Regions from separate parts of the Homo sapiens genome. Here region 1 is linked to region 2. A link is an interaction called in ENCODE POLR2A ChIA-PET data of the cell type or tissue named here. Cell type or tissue: A673. All regions are shown on one strand. Each heading gives the region's core, and the rest is flanking DNA. Links, peaks and the distances in the headings are about the cores only.

What was found. ChIA-PET counts read pairs that join two places held together with the same protein. Peaks named below come from ENCODE experiments on the same cell type or tissue, not always from the same donor. Only the 100,000 strongest peaks of a DNase experiment are listed, where the experiment ranks them.
Region 1: POLR2A ChIA-PET joins it to region 2 with 5 read pairs; 1 of 35 experiments calls an interaction of 5 or more read pairs at or near these places.

Annotation. Positions count from the first base shown.
Region 1 is chr9:29,175,317-29,183,704 of GRCh38, forward strand. The region is part of intron 1 of LINGO2 (leucine rich repeat and Ig domain containing 2); the gene reads right to left. Among named protein-coding and RNA genes, the nearest start is that of LINGO2, 34 kb to the right of the region's middle. In A673, for the core only: no CTCF peak of the experiment used is centred there; no DNase peak of the experiment used is centred there; H3K4me3 peaks cover 31 bases; H3K27ac peaks cover 1,039 bases.
Region 2 is chr9:28,460,999-28,469,386 of GRCh38, forward strand. All of the region lies in intron 4 of LINGO2 (leucine rich repeat and Ig domain containing 2), which reads right to left. Among named protein-coding and RNA genes, the nearest start is that of MIR876, 400 kb to the right of the region's middle. In A673, for the core only: no CTCF peak of the experiment used is centred there; a DNase peak (open chromatin) is centred at 3,643.

The DNA.
Region 1 (8,388 bases), core at 2,019-6,018, 710 kb after region 2:
GACTACTATTTTATATTATCCTTTGTTGATATAAAAATATTACTATATACAATCCTAATTCTGTTGCGGTTTCACTGCTTCTAGAAGATTGCATGCTTTATTGAACACTTTGTGCACCTGCTCTAAAATGTAACATTAAATAGTGGCATCTCACAGAGTGCTCAGAGGCTGCTCATAACCAACTTCTTTAGATCGTATCTCCGAGATTTTTTTTTTTTTTTTTTTTTTGAGACGGAGTCTCGTTCTGTCACCCAGGATGGAGTGCAGTGGAGCGATCTCGGCTCACTGCAACCTCCACGTCCCGGGTTCAAGCGATTATCCTGTCTCAGTCTCCTGAGTAGCTGGGATTGCAGGCACACACCACCACGCCTGGCTAATTTTTGTATCTTTAGTAGAGACGGGGTTTCACCATGTTGGCCAGGATGGTCTCGATCTCCTGACCTCGTGATCCACCCACCTCAGCCTCCCAAAGCCGATAATTTTTTTAAAAAGCGTATATGAGGACTTCAAAGGAAATAATATTTTTTTAAAAAAGAGTAAATCTTTAAATTCTTTTATCACAGCATGCCACTTTCTTTCTTTTTCCCTGAACTTATTTTTCATGCTTAATTTCACAGAGGTAAAGCACTAAACCCTAGGCAGCAGTCCCTCTACCTTGGTATTTATTCAGGAATCCTTACTGAGGACATCTTATGGCTCAGGCTGGCACCAAGTCCTCGATCTGCACATACTCCATCCAAAAATCTTTTGTGTGAGAGACAGATATTTACTGAGCACCTAGGAAGTTTCTGGCATTTTAAACATATTATCACATTTCATATTCATAACAATCCATTGGGTAATTATGATTACTCCCATTTTATACATGAGAAAAATTGGGCTCTGAGAAGACAGACAACTAACCAAAAGTCACCTTGCCTCCACAGTGTTTTCTGTTATCTTCTCTCACTCTTGTTTTCCCCTGATCCTGCTACCAGACTGATCTTGGTGATCTCAGAGACAGATGTCCTTTGTTGAGACTAAAATTGAGCTAATACCCGAAACATAGCTAGTTAGAGAAGGTGGTGAAATAACAGACACGTGGTAAGGACATGTGTTTCCCTCCCCTTCCTTTGACTTTGTTCTCCCTCTTTACAATCCCTGTCCCCTACACATGCACACACTCACAGTTGGGCTAAGAATAGGACTAAGAGCATGGAGCTTCTCTCCAATGTCCCAAGTGGGTAAGAAGCTTGTATTATGCAAACTGTGCTTAATCTTGTGTGTCTCTCCTTATAGTTGTGCTCACAGGAAAGAGCTTATCTAATTACATTCTGTGCAGGAAATCTAGCATCTAAGAAAGAAGTAAAAATATAATAATTTGTTTGTAAGAATTTCAGCCCCTAGGCAATGTACTAGGAAGTACAGAAGTATGAGACAACTATCAAGGTAAAGATGGTATAGAAAAATATACATGAAATTTCTATAAGCTTCAATGCAACTTTTTACTTTTGCTTTCTGACAGACTGACAAGAACCAGCAGCAGTAAGAGAAAAGGAGTTATCAAATAATTCCTTTCTCTGAAGACAAAATTTATCATTTGACTGACAAGGAAGAATTCGAATCAAGAGAAAAGTTTAAGCAACACCGAAAAGGATTGGGTGTTTTAGCCCTAGCCAGTCAGTTGGCCAAAGTCTACCTCTGACTCAGCACATATATAATAAATGCTCAATGCTTAATGAGCATGACCACCACAAATAAATGAGGGTCAATGAACAGAGCATTAAAGTATAGGTCAGCAAGTCTTAGTTCTTCAGGATAAATATTACACTAAAAAGAAAATAACCTGTTTCTTCCACTTAAAAAATGTGATGTAGTAAGTGTAGCCATAAAGATAAATGAATTAGTAAATATTGTAATCACAGCTATGACTAATTTTATAGCACTTCTAGATTACAAAAAATTTTTCCCAATAGAATATATACTTACAAAATCAGACCAATCTTTCACTGGAATTTATAGTTTGTCCCATTTTATGTAAGAGGAAACTGAAGTTTAGAGAAGTTAATGTGCTTTTCAAAATTTGCACAGCCAGTAGAACAAGCCTGAGCATAGTCAAAATTTTACGGTAGTTAATTAAACTTCAGGAGCCTTATTTTCATTGACTTTTCACAAAGTCCTGTATCTAATTTTGTATTAGCATTCTTAAAGAAGGCTCCCAAAATGTACAATCTTCAGGAACCCAGAAAAAAAACATGGATATGTCCCCAGAGGTGAAACCATTACCCAAATCTTATCCCAAATCCAAGACTTGAAAAATAATATTTAAGAAGATTTTATGTTTTTACTTCTTAGTTTCTTTTCCACTAATCATGATGTTGATTCTTCTTTCCCAAAACCATAATACTTTAGGTATTCTTAGTCTCTTGGAATATTTAGGTTGAGGATAAAAGGGATTTATCTCCTAAGGGCCCTACAAAGAACAGTGATGAATATAGTGTCAGTATCATCATGTTGAAAATTGTCCCCAAATTCTCTGACAGAGGAATAGTACTTGGCTACATTAAAATTGACCCCTTCTCTCTTTCTCACCAAGCTCCACACCTTCATAATCATATCCTTTTCTAAACAGTTTACAAGTATTAAACATCTTCTTCCACAATTACCTCTCACCTTCTCTTCCACTTTTGGTATTTCTATTCTATCCCTTCCATTTTTTTTTTCTCTGCTCCTTTTTTCCTAATACTTTTATTTTATTTATTTATTTATTTATTTTTGAGGTGGAGTTTCACTCTTGTTGCCCAGACTAGAGTGCAGTGGTGTGATCTTGGCTCACTGGAACCTCCGCCTCCTGGGTCCAAGTAATTCTCCCACCTCAGCCTCCCAAATAGCTGGGATTACAGACATGCACCAGCACGCCCAGCTATTTTTTGCATTTTTAGTACAGATGGAGTTTCACCATGTTGGGCAGAGTGGCCTCGAACTCCTGACCTCAAGTAGTCTGCCCACCTCCGCCTCCCAAAGTGCTGGGATTATAGGCCCATTTTTTTCCTAGTCTAAGCCCTTATTCTCTCTTCATTGCTCTGGCCTTGAATTTATTTATACATTCATATATTTATCTATCTATTTGCTCATTCAATCAATTAACAAGTATGTACCAAGCACCAATAACATGTTATCATTGTACTAAGCATAGAGGAGAGTGTTGGTGAACCAAGTCAGCAGTCATCACTGCCTTCATTATCTTATACTGTAGCAAAAAAAAGACAGTAAAAAAAATCAACAACAAAATGTATGTATAACTTCCACTGTTGAACACACAAATTGTTATGAACTATACGAGACACTTTGGAAACTATGTATATAGGGAAGGAAACCTCCTCTGATGACAAGTGAAGAGAAACTTCCTCAAATAAGTAACTTTTGAGCTGAGTTCTAAAGGATGTGTTGGAATTAACTAAGCACAGAGTTAGAGCCACCAGGAAGAGGAAAGGAAACAGTAAAACCCAGAAGATCAAAGGATTATCACAATTAAAAACCAGAGGAGCTGGGTTCAGTAATGAGTGCCTATAATCCAAGCCACTCAGGAAATGGAAGTGAGCAGGAAGACCACTTGAACCCTGGAGTTTCAGGCTAGACTGGGCAACATAGCAAAATCCCATCTCTAAAATAATTAATTAATTAATTAATTAATTACCCAGAGGAAGGCTTCTGTGGCTAGACTCAAAGGGATATAGGCTGAGCTGGTTGAGGCTATTGACATAGGCAAAAATTAAACCACTTAGGGCCAAGAGACCTTGTTAAAGATGCTGGTCTTTACTTACTAGAAAAGTAACGTGATAAAATGTTCCTTCTTACTGTAAATATATATATATATATATATATATATATATATATATATATATATGTTTCACTCCTTGCTCCATGATTCTATTATTCATGGCCTTTAAGCAAAACAGGCTGACAAGGTGGACTTCTGGGCAAGTATTGCTGCCTATAGTCCCAGGGAGGCTTGTTTCCCCCAAAAACACAGTTGCATTCTCAATTAACCTAGATATCTTTCTAGGACTCTAAGGAATACATAGAATGCTTAGTTCCTAGTCATTCTGAGCATTTATTTATTTATTGAGACAGAGTCTCACTCTGTCACCCAGGCTGGAGTGCAGTGGTGCAATCTCGGCTCACTGCAACCTCCGTTTCCAGGGTTCAAGCAATTCTCCTGCCTCAGCTTCCCCAGGAGCTGAGACTACACATGTGTGCCACCATGTCTGGCTAAATTTTGTATTTTTAGTAGAGACAGGGTTTCATGATGTTGGCCAGGCTGGTCTTGAACTCCTGACCTCAGGTGATCCACCCGCCTCAGCTTCCCAAAGTGCTGGGATTACAGGCGTGAGCCTCCGTGCCTGGCCCATGAGCACTTATTTCTGAGTGCTTGTATGTGCTATTAATTCCCTAATATATATCCTAAAAAATGTATATTTTTGCAGTATATTTCCATGGTAGCTTACAATACAGTAAGTTATAACATCTTAAAATATAGAATAAAGTTGGCCCTTGGCAAAACTCCACATTATATTTTCAAGTCATTGCTATAATAGGAACTTCTGAAGTTTTACAATGATTTAGTTTCAAAATCAAAACTTAAAATTCAATTAGCAGTTAAAAGGGAGCAACTCAGTTAAATAGCCTTTATTGAAAAACACATTTATTTCATGAACTTGAGTGAATAAAAACTTCAAAAAGATCAGTAAGTAGGTAGATAGGAGGAAGGCAGCAGTAAAGAACAGAAGGATGGCATATAGTGGGGACCTTATAATTGCAATTTCAATCATTTATCTCAGCACCAAGGAAAACACTCTGCCCCCTGCCTCTTTCACATACATAAACATGACAATGGAGAGCAACAAGAATATCTGGTAGATTTTTCGCTTCCATTTTCTACCCCTATCAATAAATGACTATTGGAGCCTGTGGCTCTGTGAAACAAGATTATCATCAACAGGAATGCATATATGCATCTATTAGATTTTAGACCCTTTAGCAAGTGATAGTTTCCCACGTTATACATGCGAGGCAAATATATTTTCAAGCTTGGTTGAATGTATATCCTTCTACATTTTATTCCTTACAGACATTATCCTGGTTTAAGCAAGTTAACAATGGGTCCAGAAACCAATAATTCTAAAATCCAGACTACTGTAGCAGGCAAAACACCATATAAATCCTATATGTCTCTCCTGCATTCTTAATCACCCTACAGCATCAAATATCATGGATAAAAAAGATGTCCTGTGTCTCTAGGTTTCTCCCCCTATATGTGATCACACACTTTTTCAAAGCTTTTAAACCGTGTTCCCCTACACATACCTTCCCCCATGAAGGAATCACTTCTTAATTATAAAGAAGTTTGGAAATGCTGAAGGTATCTGAAAACATCTCGTTCATTTCTATCAAATAACAACTAAAGGGAAAATAGGCAAAGAAAGCAAAATCAGTGGTACAAGTGTTTAATGATATTATGACTACAATATCCAAGATCGCAAAATAACAGTAAGGGAAGAAATGAAAGAAAGAATAACCAAACACAAACAAACAACAACAAAACAAAACAAAATTTCTCAGAGAGGAAAAGGTTACGTACATTTTGTAAAATTGGTTGGGATTTTATCTATTCTATTAATTTCCTGATATGGTGGTTCTGGTTAGAATTTACTCCTTAAATGCAAGATCAACATATGCTGAAGGAATACTTTGTATTCACAGTGGGAAAGTAACTGCTATGTGTATTAAAAATTGGACAGCATTTATACAGAGCAAGATGTAATAGAAAGAATGAGTTTGGGAATTACAAAGAGTGGATTCAAATGCCAGCTCTGCCACTAATTAGTAGCGTGACTTTGAACAATTTATCATATGTACAAAAAGCGTAGTTTCCTTATCTATGAAATAGAAGCAAAAGGTTGACCTTATGGAGTTACTATGAAAATCACCAATGGGTTCTTTGTAGAAAAGAGTAGACATTCTAACACAAAGTGACTTTATTATTAAAATTATATTTTCTATTATAGTGCTTAAGTTGACTCCATCACTTACGTATCATCAAAGTATTAAAACTACTTACGTAGCAAACTTTAAATTTGAAAAAAAAAGTTTCCAGCATTTTCATGTTTGATGATTTATTACTTGGAAAGTGTCATATGAAAAGTATAAATATCAGTCAGACATTACAGTTTTCTTAGCTTCCATGATAATATGAGGACCACAAAACAAGTTGAAAGGATTCTTTGAGTTTAGTGAGAATCCAAAAACAATCCTAGAAGGAAAAAGAGAAGAGGCAACTGAAGTTGAAATAAACTGATGTACTAGGAAACAAAGTACATCAAGAAATAGACTTAACAAAGAAATCAAACAATAGACTTTCTTGAGACAGTCCACAAGATTTTAGAGCCAGCCAATGTGACGTACCACACAGCCCAGACAAACAGCCCCTGTCTTGAATTTGTATTCCTCTGAGTATTAAAAAAAAGGTGAGCTATCTATTAATTACCATAGACAACAAAAGAAAAACAAACACATTAATGAGTAATGCATTTATTGAAGTCAGGTTAAAGAAAGAAAAAGTAAATATTTCAAATGCCAGACTCCATGCAGTTTTGAGGGCTGTTGACACTATGGTCTCTGTGAATAACACCCCCTGGAGCTGCATAGTACACAGCCTACATGGCCATGGGGGTGGCCCTGAGTGCGCCCACCTATGAAAATTGTTATACAGAATATAGAAAGAAAATAAATAGAAAGATGAATTTTGAGGTGAGTATCATAATTTGCCTTGCAAAAGGCTTTCATTTTATAAAACACCATATGACCAGTAGTCTTTAAATGGCAAGTACCCACAACGCATTTAAAATGATTCCATTTACAAAACATCACAGGGAACGTAACTTTTCAGGAACATATCTCTAACATAGCCAGAGATTAGAAATAACAATAAGTTAGAAAAAAAGCCTCATGGATAGGAACCTGTCCAGCAGGAACCAAGATGTAGGATCCAAGTGTTAGGTATGGTAAGATTTAAGCAAGAGGTGCATATAAGATTAATAATAAACATAAGCCTAGAACAAAGCTTGAGTTAGAACTACTAGAAAAAAAAATTAAGTTGAGAGGCCAGGCTGGAAAAGGTAATTACTACAGATGTTAAAACTGGCTCTTCCCAGGATGACTAAATAAACTCACTAGTTCTCTAACTCTCTTAACAGGGAAAAATGCTGACCAATGACCTTCACATATCACAAAGCCAGCAAGTGAATCAAAGGTGGGCCAACAGATTACTCTTTTTTGGTTTAAGCATTCCACCTGTTAGCCAAGGAAAGAAATGAAGAAGTAAATCTGTAGGTTTTTTTTTTTTTCATTTGTTTCCTTCCTTCCTTCCACTAATCTAGTCTGTGACTCGCTCATCGATAGCTATGAGTAACATGGCATCAGAAGACAACTCTACAGCATTTCATATTTTCAACAAAATAGTGTAACTGATTTTAGAGTTTTAAATCATTCCTTCAAGGAAGTAGATTAAAGAAGAGATAAAAATCCACCAAAATTAGCAGACCATCCAAACATACTGAGATACAAAACTAGAGCTATTCATATCTCAATGAATAGTGACACCTACTTAGGATATGCAGACTAAGAAATCCATGACAGAAATATGTGCAAAACCTGCATGTGGGCAAAAAACAATGCAAAATAAAACTAGCAAATGACAAACAATAAACCCAGGATGTGAAGTATGCTCATATTACCAGAAAGAAAATAAAAGGAAAAGCAATGAGAACTTGTAAACGATAAAATAGTACCTAGAATGCCAGGGACAATTAATTTTCTATTTCCAATGCAACAAAGAGATGAACTGCCACAGCCCAGAGACAAGAGATTTTGTTTGAGTAAGCTAAGAAATTATTTACCCAAAGAAATATCCTTTTGAATGAAAAAATTAACCAGTAACTCTTCAATGAACAGTGAAAGAACTATGTCCCAACATCACTCTGATCACATGAAGAAATGAAGCCATGGGTGGAGACAACTCAGAACCTTGGAAGACCAGCCGGATGGTGCCAGTAACATTCCCCAGCATCATTTGATAGTGTCCACAGTACCTTCAACTTTATTTTGGAGTTCAAAAAGTAAGGGCAAGGTCAGGTGCCAGAAGCAGATCTGAGGTTAAAACCTAAGACTTTGGAGTCTCTATTATCTGAGAAAGAAGTGATAGTTAACAGACGGACTGCAGGAACTTTTCTCGGGTTCATTCATTCCTCTATTCTGAGCACTTAGAATAGGGCCTTAACCAGTAGGCACTCAGTGACATGTCTTACATATGTTAAAAGAATAAATTATTTTTCCCTTGATCTCCTCTGC
Region 2 (8,388 bases), core at 1,534-5,533:
AAGATACAATATAACCCTAAACACTTGGGCATAAATTCATTCTTGTTTGTCTTTCTTCTTTATCATCATAGTCTTTTTCTTTTCTTATATGAAGAAAAATCTACAGTTTGCTACAAATATTTGATTCACTTTTATAACAACATAAAATGATAGAAGATAGTACTGGAAATTGAAGTTGATTCTAAAGGAATACAAATCAAAATAATGTTCCGGATGGGCTTTTTGAAACATATTATACAATATCGAGATAATAAGACAATTCTTGATCTGCCTCACTAGGAGCCTAAAGTGCTATACAAGCAGTATTTTCACAGTCTCAGTGCTCTCTCCCTACCATTCATCCCTCACTATCATTTACTTCGTGGCTTTCTGAAATGGTGTTTCCTGGCCATACAGGGTATCTTAAATTTGTGTTTACTCCATCAAAAATAGCAACACATTTTGTATCAAACAAAGTCCTAATGACTTAGGTTGGGCATGTATTATTTTTTCTTGACTGGAAATAACTAAAACATGAAAATAAAAAGAAATGTTAGATTCTTAAAGATGTAAACAATTGCTCTAATGAGTAACAAATATTGAGAATTGATGTCCTGAAAGATAGGGCTCACTTCCCTACAGCTGATGCATCAGCTGATCTGACTTAGCACAGTCTGTGAATCAATGTCATTGTTGTTTTTATTTGCAGGGATGTGGAGAGGAGAGTAAGAGGATAGTTTCTGAGAGTCTAATATGGACAAAAGTTACAAAAACATCAGGCTCCAAAGGCAAGTAGTAGTTCCTGATTATATCTGTTAATGACTCTCAGGCAAAGAAAAGTAATTGTTGTGCAGTCTATGACATTACAGCAATGGTGACAGCTCTACATATTTATCTCATTTAAATTTTTTAACTACTCTGTGAGTTATTAGATGTCAGCAGTCCATTTTACAGATGAGGGAACATAGGCTGAAAGAGAATCAGTGACTTAGTCTAATGTTACAAACTGAGCAACCACAGAGCCAAGATTTGAAGCATCATCTGTCTCCTTTCAAAATCTGTATTCATTCTCCTCTAATGTTATGTCTTATCTCAACACTATTCTTTATCTTTATCTTTGTTTACATAAGTCCTAAGTCATGCTACCTTCTAATCTCATAGAATCAGAGTAACTGAATGGATTTCCCAGAGAACCTGACTCTGTCCATTAGGGTTAGATGAAGAGAGAACAGTCATTTAGCTGCCATTATAATTGTTAGTAACTGTTGCAGAATCCCTAAGGTGAAATTATTTCAGTTTAAATAATACAGAATTATGGCAGATAATTTGATTTTTAACAATTTTTTTACAAATAAAACAAAAACCAATGCCCTTATTTTCATTTTACAATCAGCAGAAAGGGTCACACACTAGAATAACATTCATCATGCTCTAGCTAAAAAAAAAAAAAAAAAAAAAAAATTATACCTGAGTTTGCAATTTGCAATGACATCTCACTTTTGAAAGGGATCAAGCACACTTGGTCCACAATTGAAGACCACAAATAGGGGGAAAAAATGGAGTTGTAAATTTCTGTCACCTTTCTCTTCAACCATTATTTTACAGGGCTCCAAAAATTTACATAGATTACATATAAATGATTTTTTAGTTTGTGCTATTATTTATTGAAGGGATAAAAATTAATCATAATTCTTGCTCACACTCATAGGATATTAGTGATGAAAATATCTTTGGGCATTTTCTAGTTTAATTACCTCCCCCCACAATTTTAAAAACAAGGAAACAGTGGCTCAATGAAGTAATGTGGATTCATAGAGTAACTTGGTTGTGAGTGGTAATTAAGTTCTGAGGATTTTTCCAAGGAACTATCTATTCTGAACTAAAAATTGAAAAAAATTACCCATCATAGGATTTCTAAGCCAACTTGGTGACACCTTAAAGAGCAATGTCTTTTAACATTAAGTTTTGCAAGACAGTGTATGTCTGCAAATCGTGGGAACTACATACAGGGTTAAATATCCTGAACAAAGAATACTAGGGCTAGAAGATGACATTTAGTTTCTGGTTTACAAAAGACACTTCTGTTTTACACTATTATCCTCAGGGAGTGATTAATAGCGCTTTTTTTTTTCCTATCAAAAGTTTCTTGGTTTGGGCAACAAATTTTATTGTTTCACAAGTTACCCTAGTCTTTGTTATTGGTATCTATAATTCTTTACCTAGATATGTAACATCACGTATTAAAGGAAAAATGACATTGTATAGGAGAGCTTAGCCATTACTTTCAATTTAGTGTGAAGAAATTTATCAAATCTCTTTTGTCTGATGCCTGAACTATAATCGATTTTTTGAATGAGTGGGATGGCAGAACAAAAGAACACTGGCACCAAAAGGCCAAAAAATATATAAATAAGTAAAAAAGAAAGAAAAATGGGATGAAGAAAAATGAGAAAAGTGTTCACCTGTCTTCCAATTTTGCCCATGGATAGTCTGGATTATAGGTATACTAGGACTTTTCATTTCTACTGACAAAAAGATCAAGTAATGTAAATTAAATAGGAGGGTTTAAGACTTGAGTATTAGGGGCAAATGGCTTGTAAAAGGTCATCTGAACTGCCATAAAGGAAAAATCATGGACATTTACTTGACCTTACACAGACAAATATGTGTGCATGTTTGTGCTGTTGTATACAAAAATATTCACTTAAGATGGCTTCAGGGAAGGGGAGAGAGCCAAGATGAGCCATTGAAGAGTTTTATAATTCAATCATAAAAATAAAATGAAAAAAAATGATGATTTACTGAAAATAGGGTAAGCCTATGATAGCTGTTTTAATTGAGTGCATTTGGCAGGAAAAAATATCTTTAACAGAGCCAATACATTTAAAGCACCTTGTATTCACTCCTCCCTGTCACAATAAAGATAATTATTTTTTATTTAAAGTTAGAGGAAATGAGCCTGTTTTCATCTTAATGTACTTCACATTATGCCTGTATAAGGAGGAAATCCATAAGTTATAGAGAATCAAAATATTGCTAGGGTTTTCTGCATATTTATCAAGACAAAACATTTCCCTAACACTTAAGGTTGGGAAGACAATATTCTGTTCAGGGAAACGACCTCACAATTCTTGTAGTCTATGGTATGAATTATTATTTCATAATACAATATTTCAATATTTTCCCATGTAATTAAATTAGCAAATGTATTTTATACAACATAGGATCTAAGCTACAGAGTGATTGGCATAAATTCTATTCCTGTGTTACACTATAACTACTTTGTTATCTCCCTGTTTATCTGCCAAGAAAGTAGTTATAATCAGAAGGCTTTTCCATGTTCAGTTTTCTTGAAGAATAAACATAAATTAATACAAAATAAATCTAAGTTTTATATTATAGTTGTTTGGATGAATGAACATTCAATCTTCTGTTTAATAACACCTACTAATGGTTGTTTTCGTTTGCTGTACATGGCTGTCATCCTCAATGATTTTTGTTTCTGAAGAATATGTTAAATATACAGTTCCTTATATGCAAAACTAAAAATGTTCCTGCTTTGAAAGCCATGTGTTTGTGGAAGAAATGTATTAATGACATCTGGGGTATAATTTCAGGGAAAATAAACATGCCTAAATGAATAGGTCATAACTTCCGTATTTCCTCTCAATTTATTTTACTGTATTGTTAAAGAAACTCTTAGAAATTCTTGGTAAAGGCCATCATCGGCTTTTTATTTTAGAGTGGGGAACTTGGCTATAGAAAATTACTTAATAGCTCACTACTTAAGGTTTCCAAGACAACATTTCAACATTGGATTTGACATAGATTTCTTGAGCAACACCCCACAAGCACAGGCAATCAAAACAAAAATAGACAAATGGAATAATATTGAGACAGGATAGTTCCCCTGACCAGTTTGTGGGACTCATGAAGGGGTGGCTTGCTTACTCAGCCCGCAGTGCTCAAAACCCTTGTGGGAGTAGGAGCACACAGGTGAGAAGGTGCAGGAGCAGGGGCAAGTAACTTTGGGCGCCGCCCCCCCGCCCCACATACAGGCCTGTGGCAGTGTCTACAGGTTGCATGCGACCTCTGGATCCTGAAAGGGTGAGTGTTACAGTGTACTCTTTGTTTTGCTGTCTGTGGATGGCTTAAGTGTTAAAACAGCTCAGTGGAGAGTCAGTGTGACAGCGTCTTGCACCCATACCTGGGTCCTTGTCCTCTCATTCCAAGAGGAATGAGGTCACAAGGACTTGAAGGATGGTGAACATAGAAATTTTATTGAGTGGTGGAAGTGGCTCTCAGTAGGATGGAAAGCTGGCAAGGGGATAAAGTGGGAAGGCGGCCTAACCATCCCCGGCTGAACTCCTCTCTGACCGTTGTCTCTGATGTCCAGCTGCTTCTTCTCCTCTCAACGTTCAGATGCTTCTTTCTTTTGTGTGTGTGCGCTGAGTTTGGGATCTGGGGTTCTTATGAGCACAAGATAGGGGGCATGGTAGGCCAAAAGGCAACATTTGGTTGGGAAAACAGGGAAGTGAAGTTCTCACTTAGGGCCACAAATTCAGGCTTGAGGGTGGAGCCCTTGCCAGGGACTCCGCCCTCTTTTACCCAATATTTCCCTGCTTCCTGTTCATATCAATATCAAGTTAAAAAGCTTCTGCATAGCAAAGGAACCAATCAAGAAATTGAAGAGACGATCCACAGAATAGGAGAAAATATTTGCAAACTACCCTTCTGAAAAGGGATTAATAACCAGAATATATAAGGAGCTCAAACAGCACTATAGGAAAAAATTGAATAATCCAGTCAAAAATGGGTTAAAGATCTGAGTAGACATTTCTTAAAATAAGACACAAAATGGCAAACAGGCATATGAAAAAGGTACTCAACATCGCTGATCATCAGAGGAATACAAATCAAAACTACAATGAGATATCCTGTCACCCCAGTTAAAATGGTTTTTATCCAAAAGACAGGCAATAACAAATGCTGATGAGGATATGCAGAAAAGGGAACCACTGTGCACTGTTGGTGAGAATGTAAATTAGTACAACCACTATGGAGAACAGTTCAGAGGTTTCAAAAAAAAAACTAAAAACAGAGCTACCATATAATCCAGCTATTCCACTGCTAGGTAGATACTCCCCCAAAAAACAAAGCAGTATATTGAAGAGATACCTGCACTCCTATGTTTATTGCAGCACTGTTCACAATAGTCAAGATTTGGAAACAACCTACATGCCCACAAACAGATGAATGGATAAAGAAAATGTGGTACATATACACAGTGAAGTACTATTCAGCCATAAAAAAGATGGCTGATCCCATCATTTGCAGTGACATGGATGGAACCAGAGGTCATTATGCTAAATGAAATAAGCCAGGCACAGAAGGACAAACTGATCATGTTCTCATTTATTTGTGGAGGATAAAAATTAAAATAGTTCATGAGACAGAGAGTAGATGATGAGTTTGGGAAGGGTAGGTGGAAGAGGGGGAGGTGGTGATGATAAATGGGTACAAATAATAGAGTTAATAAGATATAGTATTTGATAGCACATCAGTGTCACTATTGTCAGTAATAATTTAATTGTACATTTTGAAATAAATGAAAGAGTACAACTGGACTGTTTGTAATACAAAGGATAGATGCTTGAGGTGATAGATACCCCATTTACTCTGATGTGACTATGACACATTTTATGCTTTTATCAAAATATTTCATATACCCCATAAATATATATACCTACTCTGTACCCACAATAATTATAAATTAAAAAAAGACAGCATTCCATTTCACTAAAAGTGTGACTTTAACTCAAAGTGTTTTTCTCTTTTATTAAATTGAACACAAGGCATGAATAAAATTATCCAGCTATCTCTGTATCACATGCATATTGTTGAACTTTAGAAATGGTGTTACAAACTGGTTAAAAATGACTAAAATTATTGTTTATACACACTTAATCCAAACTAACTCTGCTGATGAGATACAAAGGCAAAGTGGGTGGATTTGTTCCACTAATAAAAATAACCCTAGCTGACTCTCTTTTTTTTTGGGGGGGGGGGACGGAGTCTCGCTCTGTTGCCCTGGCTAGAGTGCAGTGGCGCCATCTTGACTCACTGCAAGCTCCGCCTCCTGGGTTCACGCCATTCTCCTGCCTCAGCCTCCCGAGTAGCTGGGATTACAGGTACCCACCACCACGCCTGGCTAATTTTTTGTATTTTTAGTAGAGATGGGGTTTCACCGTGTTAGCCAGGATGGTCTCGATCTCCTGACCTCTCGTAGTCTGCCCTCCTCGGCCTCCCAAAGTGCTGGGATTACAGGTGTGAGCCACCATGCCTGGCCCCCTAGCTGACTCTTAACCTCAGCTCTTTCTCCTTTCAAATCATATACTAGAGTAGCAAACAACATAGTGAAAACAATATTGACATGAGAAACGTATAGATTCTGCTTTCCCTATGATGAAAGGCTTATAACATATTTTTTAGTCATTGGAATTCTTCTTTGTTAATGCTGAAATCATATATCTAAAATGAACCACAATTCCTTAAATACCATAGCATGCATTTTCTCCTTCAAAAGTTAGCTTATAACACTGTTGCTTGTTTGAACAACAAACTGATTAAAACTAGAAAACTACAGTAAAATTGAAGAAGTAAATATTTTTATTACATATTATTATTTTTTATTATTTTTAATGAGTAAAAATTGGTTGATCCACTGGAATTTTTTTAAAGAAGCCTAATTCAACACAGTGCTTATTGGGGTCATAGATTGCAAATAAAAGTCACATGAAAAATTAATCTTTACCTTTGAGTCATATATTAGAGTAGGAAATAACATAATACAACTGTGTCAACATGAATAACTAACTAATTCTGCTTTCCCTGTTTGAAAGGCTTATAACATATTTTCAAGTCATTGAAATTATTTCCAATGCTGAAATCATATATCAAAATAATATACAAAATATACAATATTGTATTACATTCACAATGTATTTTGTTAAAAACTTTTAAAAAATAATCAGGAAAGTAGCAGAATAGAAAGCTCAAAGCCCTTTTATCCATCACAGAAAACAAACACTAAAATAAATAGATAAACTTATAGACTGATTTATATAATTTAATAGTATATCTGATAGTCAAAAATCTACAGAAACCAAGCAAATGCCCAATCAAGAAAAAGCCACATTAAAAATGGTAAGAAATTTCATAGTGTTTTACTTGCCTTTGCCCCATTCTTTATCCTATGTTGTGCTTCACAGGTGGAAGATGATGTCAATACCCAGTTCCCTCACTTGGACCAGAAAGAGCGAAGTAGATCATATTTGCAAGGTTATAACCAGTGTGAGCACTGCCAAGGCACTAGTTTCTCACTCTCCTTACTTGGAACTCAGAAGAGGAAACAGTAGTATAGTTGGGATCTTAGGCTAGAAACCATGTAAACCAGTGGCATGCATGCAAAAACTGCAGGAGAGAGGGGAAGTTGCAGGTCCACAGAAACTGAAGGTAAGAGATTATTGGGAAATAATACAGTAGAACATCTAAGGCCCCAAGAAGAAGCTGAGTTGAGACTCCTTGAAACATAACAGGGTCTGTGAGTGACATCTGCAAGTTGGTAGATTAGAAAGCTCCAAGCCCTTGTTTACCCACAGGAACATTAAAAACAACAGACTGACTAATACAGGTTTTTAGGAGCTCTGGAAAGCAATCACAGTTCTACAGTATTTATAAGAGGGAAAAGCATACACACATGCTCAGACAGAATATATGCTCAGAAAAGGTCTCAGAGGACTTTATGTGTTCATATTACATTGATTAGTAAGTTTTCCCCTGCACAGAGCCAGTGTGCAAAAACTGAGGGATGTGGCCTCTTTTTTAAATGACCAAATTTCAACAAAAATATCATAAAGCATTCAAAGAGATAGGGTAATACGGTCCATCAAAAGGAACAAAGTTAACTTTCAGAAACTGTCTCTAAAGAAACACACACATCAGCCTCACTAGATAAGACTTTAAAATAATTGTCTTAAATATGCTCTAAGAGCAAAAGAAGAATGTGGAGAAAATTCAAGGAAGTAGAGAAACAATATATGAACATAATTAAAATATCGATAAATATAGAAATCATAAAAAAGAACCAAACATAAATTATGGAGTGGAAAAATACAATATCTGAATTGAAAATTCACTAGAGTTGTTCAACAGCAACCTTGAACAAGCAAAGAAAAGAATCAGTGAACCTGAAGGAAAGTCACCTAAAACTATTAAGTCTGAAGAGTAAAAAGAAAAAAAAAAAGAGTAAAGAAAAGTGAACAGAGCAGAACCTAAGGGACTTACAGTAAACCAATCAACAGACTGCTGTACACATTATAAGAATCCAAAAAGATAAAAGAGAGATAA